Linked DNA regions of Homo sapiens: regions 1 and 2 are each linked to region 3. The links are chromatin contacts, found by Hi-C or POLR2A ChIA-PET in ENCODE. All regions are on one chromosome and are shown on one strand. Each heading gives the region's core, a stretch centred on a gene start or an enhancer-like site at or near the end of the contact. The rest is flanking DNA. Distances are from core to core; before and after follow the strand shown. Region 1 overlaps HPD (4-hydroxyphenylpyruvate dioxygenase). Region 2 holds the start of NRAV (negative regulator of antiviral response). Region 3 overlaps CAMKK2 (calcium/calmodulin dependent protein kinase kinase 2).

Region 1 (3,458 bases), core at 641-3,140, 600 kb before region 3:
TATCTATTCCTCGTTGATAGATATTTGGGTTGTTTCCACTTTTGGGGTGTTATACGTAATGCTACTGTGAACATCTATGTACAAGGCTCTGTGTGGACGTGTTTTCAATGCACTTTGGAATATATCTAGGAGTAGCTAGGTCACATGGTAATTCCATGTTCCCTTTTGTTTGTTTAGAGATGGAGTCTTGCTTTGTTTCCCAGGCTGGGGTGCAGTGGTGCGATCTTGGCCCATTGCAACCTCCAGCCTCCTGGGTTCAAGCAATTCTCCTGCCTCAGCCTCCCCAGTAGCTGGGATTATAGGCGCCCGCCACCACGCCCAGCTAATTTTTTTTTTTTTTTTTTTGAGACAGAGTCTTGCTCTGTTGCCCAGGCTGGAGAGCAGTGGCCGATCTTGGCTCACTGCAACCTCCACTTCCCGGGTTCAAGCGATTCTCCTGCCTCTGCCTCCTGAGTAGCTGGGATAACAGGCGTGTGCCACCATGCCCAGCCAATTTATTTTTATTTTTATTTTTAGTAGAGATGGGGTTTCACCATGTTGGCCAGGCTGGTCTCGAACTCCTGACCTCGGGTGATTCACTCACCTCAGCCTCCCAGAGTGCTGGGATTACAGGCGTGAGCCACCTTGCCCAGCCTAATTTTTGTATTTTTTTTTGTAGTGACTGGGTTTCCCCATGTTGGCCAGGCTGGTCTCGAACTGAGCTCAGGTGATCCACCTGCCTCGGCCTCCCAAAGTGAGCCACCATGCCTGGCCACCCCCTTTTTTTTTTTTAATCCGTATTTTAAGGAAGCAACACTATATGTTTAACTTTTTGAGAAGCTGCCAGACTGTTTTCCAAAGTGGTTGCACCATTTTACAGTCCCACCAGCAGTACATGAGGGTTCCGATTTCCACTGGAGGATTTTAAACAGGGGAATGACATGATCCGACTTTTAAAAGATCCCGCAGCAGGTCATGGTGGCTCACGCCTGTAATCCCAACACTTTGGGAGGTCGAGGTGGGTGGATCACCTGAGGTCAGGAGTTCGAGACCAGCCTGACCAATATCGTGAAACCCCGTCTTACTAAAAATACAAAAATTAGCCGGGCATGGTAGCCTGCGCCTGTAGTCCCAGCTACTCGGGAGGCTGAGACAGGAGAATCGCTTGAACCCGGAAGGCGGAGGTTTCAGTGAGCCAAGATTGCGCCACCGCACTCCAGCCTGGGTAACAGCGCAAGGCTCCGTCTCAAAAAAGAAAAAGAAAGTGTCCTGATAATGTCTGCGGGGAGGATGGATTGTAAGGATACAAGATTAGAAGCGGGCAGCAGTCTTGAATGGTGCCTTAGGAACTGTAGTAGGGGGATAGTAATAGGACAGTTTGGGGATATATTTGGAGGTGGCTGAACTGCCAGAAAAAGAGGTCATTTCCAGACTTTTGGGGTGCAGGAGCCCCTGTGGACTTTCCAAGGATCTCACCGTGCCAGCCTCCCCTAGCAGAGCCCCCTGTCTCCCGCCTAGGAGCTGAAAATCCTGGTGGACTACGACGAGAAAGGCTACCTCCTGCAGATCTTCACCAAACCGGTGCAGGACCGGCCCACGCTCTTCCTGGAAGTCATCCAGCGCCACAACCACCAGGTACTGCTTGTCCCCGGCAGGCCCGAGGGGACAGGCAGCTAGCACACTCGGTTTTCTGGGTCCTTGGCTCATCTCCTCTCTTTCCCGCCACAGGGTTTTGGAGCCGGCAACTTCAACTCACTGTTCAAGGCTTTCGAGGAGGAGCAGAACCTGCGGGGTAACCTCACCAACATGGAGACCAATGGGGTGGTGCCCGGCATGTAAGCCCCGCCCACCCCACGGAGGCCACAGCCACACAGCCACGCCCCCTGATTCTGGAACTCGCCCAACTTCCCTACTGGCTGCTCCCCTTGGGTCCCGCCCACCAGCGGACTCGGCCCCCAAGGCTCCGCCCACACTGACCACGCCCCTCGGCGGGGCCGCCCTCTGCTCCAGCCCTCCCGATTAAAGCGTGCCCCGGTCCAATACTGTGTCTGTGTTTGTGTTGCGCATAAGGCAGTAGTGCCTTATGGCAGCCAGGGGGAGGCCAGGGCGGCCGCCAGCGCCGCGGGACCGAGGAGCTGCGGGTGCCAGCGCTTTGCCAGCGGGACCACGCGGAGAGGGGAATTCTGGAACCAGGGAAGGAAGGGGACTTGCTCTGGAGGGAAAGACGGATGACACTGCTTTTGTAGAGAGATAAACGCGATTCAGACAATAAAGCAAGCGATGAGCCGGGCGTGGTGGCTCACACCTGTAATTTCAGCGCTTTGGGAGGCAGAGGTGGGAGGATCGCTTGAGGCCAGGAGTTCGAGCCCAGCCCGGTAACATAGCAAGACCCCGACCCCCCTGCGTCTACACAAATAACAAATAAAAATTAGCCTGGCGTAGTGGCGCACACCTGTGGTCCCAGCTACTCAGGAGGCTGAGGTGGGAGGATCGATTGATGGACAGAGGTCTAAGCTGCAGCGAGCCCTGATCCTGACACTGCACTCCAGCCTGGGCAAGAGTGAGACCCTGTCTCAAAAAAAAAAAAGGCAGTTGATGAGAATATGTGGAAGCGAAGATCGCAGGGGAGCTAATTTTGATAACGGAAGACCTCTCCGAGAAGGTGACATTTGGGAGCCAGCCATGGGACCATGCTCGGGAAAAGGATTCCAGGAAGAGCGAACGGAGAAAGGCCCTGAGGTGGGGTCAGAGTTTGGCAGCATCTTGTCTGCCGGCTTGATGATCTCTTTTTGTTGTTGTTGAGACGGAGTTTCGCTCTGTCCCCCAGGCTGGAGTGCAGTGGTGCGATCTCGGCTCACTGCAAGCTCCGCCTCCCGGGTTCACGCCATTCTCCTGCCTCAGCCTCCCGAGTAGCTGGGACTACAGGCGCCCGCCACCACGCCCGGCTAATTTTTTGTATTTTTAGCAGAGACGGAGTTTCACCTTGTTAGCCAGGATGGTCTCGGCCTCCCAAAGTGCTGGGATTACAGGCGTGAGCCACCGCGCCCGGCCGATGATCTCTAAAGATGAGCTGTCTTCAGTTTTGCTACCCAGAGCCCAAACCTCTGAACACAGGAGAGGGGAGAGTGTTAGACAAGGGACTCTAGGGGCAGCATCCCTGCTCATCAACTGTAGGATATGGTCCCTTGGTTCCTGGTCTCAGAGATAAAGCAGGTAGGAGGGGCCTGGTATCCCAGTCCCTGCCCTCAGCAGGGCAGTGCCCATGACCACCCACGCAGCTGCACTGCCCCAGCCTTGCCCGCAGTGAGGACTTCTTTTGGAAAGGGGCTTGTTCATACTCATAGAAGAGTGAGTGATCCTTGCAAAAGAATGAGGCAGCTGGGTCCTAAAACCCTAGGAAGGAGATTCTTTCTTCAAAACCAGGTAAGAGTTGGTGGTGGGCAAATTTGGCCTCTTTTTTTTTTCTTTTTCTCTCTTTT
Region 2 (3,154 bases), core at 111-2,610, 740 kb after region 3:
TGGCAACGGTTATCTTTCTCTGCAAAATTCTTACAAGTGTTTGTGGAGCGTCACACAAGATTTAGCTACTCTAACTGCACGCAGTGCGAAAACCTTTTAAAGCTATGAAGGGGAGTAACGCTCTTGCAAGCTAGAGGCACGCACTGCTGCGTTTGTCAAAAAAGGCATTTATTTCTGTTCCATCTGAAGTCTTTCATCTTCCCATTCTCGACTGGAACCCTCCCACGGCTTAGGCTGCCAGCTTTCTTCCCTTCCAGCAAACACTGCTCGAGAAGTTGGCAGTCCTGCCGGCTTTCTAGACTGCCATTTACCAAGCCCCTACCCCAGCCCCCAGCCCCGCCACCACCCACCACCTTCCCTCAACTCCCCACTGGAAGGCTGGCAAGATCTCCTCCCGGCCCGGCTGGAAACACCCACGCAGCTCCCCCCTCCGGAACACCCAGATGGATCCTCGGCGCAGGAACCACACAGAAGGGGGAACCGCTGCTCCCTGATCTTAGATACCGTTGCTAGGTGGCGCTTTCCCCCCGCGGAGCTGGGTAATTAAAAAAAAAAAAAAAAAAACTTCGGACGCCGGGGGTCTGGTCTTCTCCACAGGAGCGCAAAATGCATCTGCGTCCTTTCTGGAAGCTTCTACGCCCCAAGCCGCCAGCAGTATTCCCGGGACCTGTCAGGCGCCCTTAGGAAAGCAGGATCGGGGGGAAGGAACCCCCTGCTCCCGGCTGCGTATCGGCCCCCGCGCCCATCCTCACCTTCTTGATATGAGCCGCAATGTCCTTCTCTATGTTGTATTTCTCCAGCGCCTGAGTAGCGCACTCCACCGAGTCCTGTTGCATCTCTTCCGACATGTCCGCATTTTTGATCACGGCCTTTCGGTCGCACATGGTTACCTAGTGGGCAAGGCCTGGGGTAAGGGGTTGAGTTGGGCCGCGCCCCCCAGGCACTAACTGCCCCCACCCCGGCCGGCGCCACCACGGGACGACGCCCCCCACCCCACTTCTCAGGAAGCGCGGGCTACGCGGAGGGCTAAGTCCGGAGTGGGGCGAAATAAGGCAGCGAGGACACCCCCTGGCCCCCCGAGTTTCTCACCGTGGAGAAGGGGGCTGGCCGACTGCAACGGTCTCCTGGGGGAGGTGCTAGCACAGCTCAGGCCCGGCTAGAGATACCGTCGCTACCGAAACCGTGGCGCATCTAAGCAGCCCCACGCCAGCCGCCGCCGCCTAGTGCTCAGGCCCCGCCCTGCTCCCGCCGGCCCCGCCCCTCGCCGCGCGACCCTATTGGCTTGACGCAGCCCACGGCATTCTTCCATTGGTCCATTGACTCCATGGTTCCCTCAGGATCTTTCTCCTGCATTTTGTTGCAGACCACAATGCACCGCTCACGGCGTCGGTTGCCCGGGCAATGGGCCGCACGCTACGAGGCCCACACACCCAGAAGGTGGAGCCCCGGCCGGGTTACGAGGACCACCCAGCTGTCTGGAGAGGTAGGAAGGGAGCTTCTGCCGGGGCCAAGGGAAGTGATTCCAAATTCACGGAGGTTGTCCCAGGGTGTGTTCTCGAACAACAGTCTCTAGAAGTTGGTGGCCATTCCTGCCCCCACCCCCCCGCCCCCCCACCACGACAGGTCGCATGATCTCGCACCCCAGGTTAGCAGGATTACGACAGAGGTGGCCTCTCCCTTTACTGAAAGGGTATCTCTGAAGCAGGGCCGGCTTCGTGGGTAAACCAGCAGTGCAGTCTCACAGGAGGGACCCTTACGTTTTCATTTTGCACTGGGCCCCATTTGTAGTCGGTTCTGCTCTGAAATATTTAGGGGAGGGCATCCTCAGGATTGAGGGAGGGCTTCAAGGAGGGAGGGTGTTTCCTTACGAATTAAGGGATTATCCCCAAGAGTGGGGTCTCTGCCAAGCAATGCGGACATCCTTTAAGGGGTTGGGGATGGGGATCCGGGTGGATTTGGGAGTGTTGAGCCCCGGGGTTTTTGTCCAGGGTGAAGCTTCTTGCTCAGGTGAGGCAGTCTTTCCTGTGTGGGAGAGATTCTTGGTTGGGATTTATCTCTGAGGAGGAGGTATTCTAATGGACGAAAAAGCGGCCGTTAGAGAGATGACGTCCCCTCTGGCTTAGGGAGGAGACACGAAGTGGTTAAAAAAGCAAGATCTTGGGGGAGTTGAGGGACAAGTCAGATCTGGATTTAAATCCCAGCACTGTCATTTACTAGCTATTTGAATGTCTTCTTTAAGTAAAGGAGGACTAAATGTAAAAGGAAACCAGTTCATACGCTTGTTAGCAGTATTAAACATTTGAAGTTCTCTCAGCACAATGTGAGGCACATAGTAAATGATCAATGAATCTTATCAATAATTGTCAGTTTATACAACTATCCCAAAGGCCACAGCAAGGTTTTGAACAACCAGCTCTGAAATGCCTATAATGTATTTTTCGAACCTCCATAAATAAGTTATCAGGTTAATCATGTATCTGGAAGCTTCCTATTTACATTTCTACATTTTCCTCTGACCATCTACTCTCATTACTCCTTAAAACAATTTGTGGCTGGGCATGATGGCTCACACCTGTAATCCCAGCACTTTGAGAAGCCGAGTCAAGGGGATCGCTTGAGCTCAGTAGTTGGAGACCAGCCTGGGCAATATGGCCAAACCCCATCTCAAAAAATAAAAATAAAACAATTTGAGCAGAGGCACACAACTCCAGAAAGAAAAAGATGGGAATAGGCCGGGTGCGGTGGCTCATGCCTATAATCCCAGCACTTTGGGAGGCCGAGGCGGGTGGATGACCTGAGGTAAGGAGTTTGAGACCAGCCTGATCAACATGGAGAAACCCCATCTCTACTAAAAATACAAAATTAGCTGGGCATGGTGGCACGTGCCTGTAATCCCACCTACTCAGGAGGCTGAGGCAGGAGAATCACTTGAACCCGGGACACAGAGTCTGTAGTGAGCCGAGATCGCGCCATTGCACTCCAGCCTGGGCAACTCCGTCTCAAAAAAAAAAAAAAGGAAAAAAATGGCAATAATTAGAACCTTTTCAGGTTCAACATATGCATATCAATTAAATCAACAGCTTTTTCCAGTTCCATGTTTCTAATGATGAGATTCAGGGTTTGAGGAGTTATAATATTACTATAGTACCTCTCT
Region 3 (3,247 bases), core at 560-3,059:
TCCTCCTCTCAATCTCCATTTTAGGGTTTGCCAAACCGGGGCTGCCTCCTGTCTCTGAGCAAGTCTGCTGTTGGTTTCTTTCCTATTTTCTTTCTTTCTTTCTTTCTTTCTTTTTTTTTTTTGAGACAGGGTCTTGCACTGTTGCCCAGGTTGGAGTGTTGGAGTGTAGTGGTGTGATCTCGGCTCACTGCAACCTCTGCCTCCTAGGCTCAAGCGATTCTCCTGCCTCAGCTTCCTGAGTAGCTGGGTTTACAGACATGTGCCACCATGCCCAGCTAATTTTTGTATTTTTTTAGTAGAGATGGGGGTTTCACCATGTTGGCCAGGCTGGTCTTGAACTCCTGACCTCGGGTGATCTGCCTGCCTCAGCCTCCCAAAGTACTGGGATTACAGGCATGAGCCACTGTGCCCGGCCTTCGTTTCAATGAGATCAAAATTGCAAGACACCAGCAGATGGAGACTGGCCCCAAAGGGCTATGCTGCCCCTTCCTTTCTTCACCTGGGATCCCCTGCCCTCAGCCCCCAGCAGGTAGGATGCCTTGGTCATGGGAGCTCACAGAGCTGATTCAGGCACTGGGGGTCTTGGACTGGGGGCCTGCCTGCCGTCTGCAGTAAGACCCAACCCCTACCAACAGGCAACTGCGAGGGCAGAGACTGAGGGCCTGACCTAACGTCTAGTTACAGCGCCCCCCTCCCCAGGGACCTTACCCACATTCTCCATCAGAAACATAGCAAGCCAGACATCACGCTTCCTTTCCCTTGTGTAAGGACAGTCTCCCTCCTGGACAGGAGACACGGATTGTTGTGGGGGAAGGACAGACAGTAACCCATGTGGCATGCCCAGTGACCTCCCTAAGAACAGGGGAGCTGTGTGATGGTGGTGAGGGGATAGGCTCGGGGATTCCCCTCGCACCTGTCACGCCATCCACGCTGTCACACCGGCGGCTCCAGCCTGGGCTCTTCAGGGAAACAAGGGCTCTCCTCCTCCCACTTCCAAGAGGGAAGGGGCCTCCTCTTCTGTCTGAGGTGCTCCTCCCTCAGGGCTGGCTGCAGGAGGGCTGAGGCGGGAGGATCCCTGGAGCAGTTGTCATCTGCCCTTTCTTGAGGGCCAGCTGTGTGCCAGGCCAGGCAGGGGAGGCTCTGATCACCCCCACACACAAGGAACTCAACATCTGGTGACTGAGGACAAGCGTCACAGTCCCTTCCCTGTAAGGGCTCATAGCCTAAGTGGGGGATCGAAGTACCTAAAAACCTGGTATGACAGGCGCCGTGGGGTGGGGGGTGCCTTCTACTTGGGATTTGTGCAGTGAATTTTGGTGTTACATAGTTTTGGAACTGTTGTACGGGTCCTTGCTATTTTTGGCAAATGATGCTGGTCTTTCATTTACAGAGGGGCTGCGTGCAAAGTCTCCTTTGAAAAATTTATGTGAGCAAGGAAAAGGGGAGAGGATCTCAAAGACTGGGTTACGTAGATCACGTTCCAGGGGGTGCGCGACGGCCCACTTGGGCAGGGGGCCCAGATGTGGGAGCAGCTGGCTCAGGGCCTCGCTGGCATTTCTCAGAGTCTTAATGTTGGTTTTCTGTTCGGTGAGCAGGAAGCAAGGCAGCGAAGACAACCTCCAGGGCACCGACCCGCCCCCCGTGGGGGAGGAGGAAGTGCTCTTGTGAGAGGCAGTCCCTGCGTGGAAAGTTGCTGGGCCCCCGCCCCCGGCTCCCCCGCACGCATGCATCCACTGCGGCCGGAGGAGGCCATGGAGCCCGAGTAGCTGCCTGGATCGCTCGACCTCGCATGCGCGCCGCGTCGCCTCTGGGGGGCTGCTGCACCGCGTTTCCATAGCAGCATGTCCTACGGAAACCCAGCACGTGTGTAGAGCCTCGATCGTCATCTCTGGTTATTTGTTTTTTCCTTTGTTGTTTTAAAGGGGACAAAAAAAAAAAAAGGACTTGACTCCATGACGTCGACCGTGGCCGCTGGCTGGCTGGACAGGCGGGTGTGAGGAGTTGCAGACCCAAACCCACGTGCATTTTGGGACAATTGCTTTTTAAAACGTTTTTATGCCAAAAATCCTTCATTGTGATTTTCAGAACCACGTCAGATATACCAAGTGACTGTGTGTGGGGTTTGACAACTGTGGAAAGGCGAGCAGAAAACTCCGGCGGTCTGAGGCCATGGAGGTGGTTGCTGCATTTGAGAGGGAGTAGGGGGCTAGATGTGGCTCCTAGTGCAAACCGGAAACCATGGCACCTTCCAGAGCCGTGGTCTCAAGGAGTCAGAGCAGGGCTGGCCCTCAGTAGCTGCAGGGAGCTTTGATGCAACTTATTTGTAAGAAGGATTTTTAAATTTTTTATGGGTAGAATTGTAGTCAGGAAAACAGAAAGGGCTTGAAATTTAATAAGTGCTGCTGGAAGGGGATTTTCCAAGCCTGGAAGGGTATTCAGCAGCTGTGGTGGGGAAACATTTCTCCTGAAAGACTGAACGTGTTTCTTCATGACAGCTGCTCAAAGCAGGTTTCTGAGATAGCTGACCGAGCTCTGGTAAATCTCTTTGTCAAATTACGAAAACTTCAGGGTGAAATCCTATGCTTCCATGTACATTACATGGCTTAAGATTAAACAAAAACATTTTTCAAGTCTCTAACTAGAGTGAACTCTAGAGCACAGTAGTTCAGAAACTATTTAGAGCTTCCAGGATATATTTCACAGCTTCAGGCATGTGATCAGTTAGAGCCGATGAAACCTATGCCCGCCTGTATATATATTAGCAGCTTAGCTAGTTCATAACCTGTATATTCTAAAGACTGCTAAGGTTTTGTTTTCATTTTAAATCCTAGCTGATTGTTGTGGTCAATGAAATACCCAGTTTCTGGAGGGCCAGGTGGGAAATGCTTTCACTGGACCAACACACAAATGATCATCCTGAGGATCTGAGCTTCCCTAGACTCCACACAATAACCTTGGGGCACCCTTTTAGAGAAGACTGTTGAAACCCACAGCACTCGTTGGGGTATGAGGAAACCAGGGCTTGGCACAGGAAGTTCCCCTTTGTAGCTAAAAGTCCAGAAAGAAAGGGTTCATCTTTTTGACTTCCAACTGATATTGGGAAGTTTGGTTGAGGTTCAAGTGTGACTCCTTCCAGAGCCACAGGTAGGGGAGTGTGAAGTTGAGGGGGAGGAAAGCTGGAAGGACTCTGCCTTGGGAGATTCCCAGCTCTGCTTTCCAGCGCTTGGTGGAATCTGGGCTGGGGAAA

Evidence for each region. A loop is a pair of places that touch in the nucleus more often than their neighbours do. ChIA-PET counts read pairs that join two places held with the same protein, here RNA polymerase II (POLR2A). Pooled maps may share reads with other maps.
Region 1: a pooled map shows a loop between it and region 3 (6-fold over the local background). The contact joins two enhancer-like sites. A Hi-C loop is called at or near these places in 4 of 50 pooled maps. POLR2A ChIA-PET finds 5 or more read pairs at or near these places in 2 of 52 experiments (B cell and activated CD4-positive, alpha-beta T cell).
Region 2: a pooled map shows a loop between it and region 3 (7-fold over the local background). The contact joins the promoter of NRAV here to the enhancer-like site in region 3. A Hi-C loop is called at or near these places in 1 of 50 pooled maps. POLR2A ChIA-PET finds 5 or more read pairs at or near these places in 3 of 52 experiments (H1, activated B cell and activated CD8-positive, alpha-beta memory T cell).

Annotation. Positions count from the first base shown.
Region 1 is chr12:121,838,088-121,841,545 of GRCh38, reverse strand. HPD (4-hydroxyphenylpyruvate dioxygenase) reads left to right here. Exons shown (of 14, transcript NM_002150.3): 13 at 1,498-1,614; 14 at 1,708-2,019. The coding sequence ends at 1,818. Among named protein-coding and RNA genes, the nearest start is that of TIALD, 16 kb to the left of the region's middle. RefSeq lists enhancers at 687-1,356, 2,028-2,698 and a silencer at 1,866-2,065. Within about 2 kb of position 1,890, at least 16 of the 41 ENCODE cell types and tissues checked have a DNase peak (open chromatin) inside an H3K27ac peak, as active enhancers do.
Region 2 is chr12:120,494,152-120,497,305 of GRCh38, reverse strand. NRAV (negative regulator of antiviral response) reads left to right here and starts at 1,360. Exons shown (of 2, transcript NR_038854.1): 1 at 1,360-1,483. DYNLL1 (dynein light chain LC8-type 1) reads right to left here and starts at 1,193. Exons shown (of 3, transcript NM_003746.3): 1 at 1,090-1,193; 2 at 753-890. The coding sequence starts at 884. RefSeq lists silencers at 790-1,309, 1,600-1,649 and an enhancer at 869-1,535.
Region 3 is chr12:121,239,218-121,242,464 of GRCh38, reverse strand. It overlaps CAMKK2 (calcium/calmodulin dependent protein kinase kinase 2), which reads left to right. Exons shown (of 17, transcript NM_001270485.2): 17 at 1,596-3,247. The coding sequence ends at 1,766. Among named protein-coding and RNA genes, the nearest start is that of P2RX4, 31 kb to the right of the region's middle. RefSeq lists a silencer at 1,620-1,699. Within about 2 kb of position 1,809, at least 24 of the 41 ENCODE cell types and tissues checked have a DNase peak (open chromatin) inside an H3K27ac peak, as active enhancers do.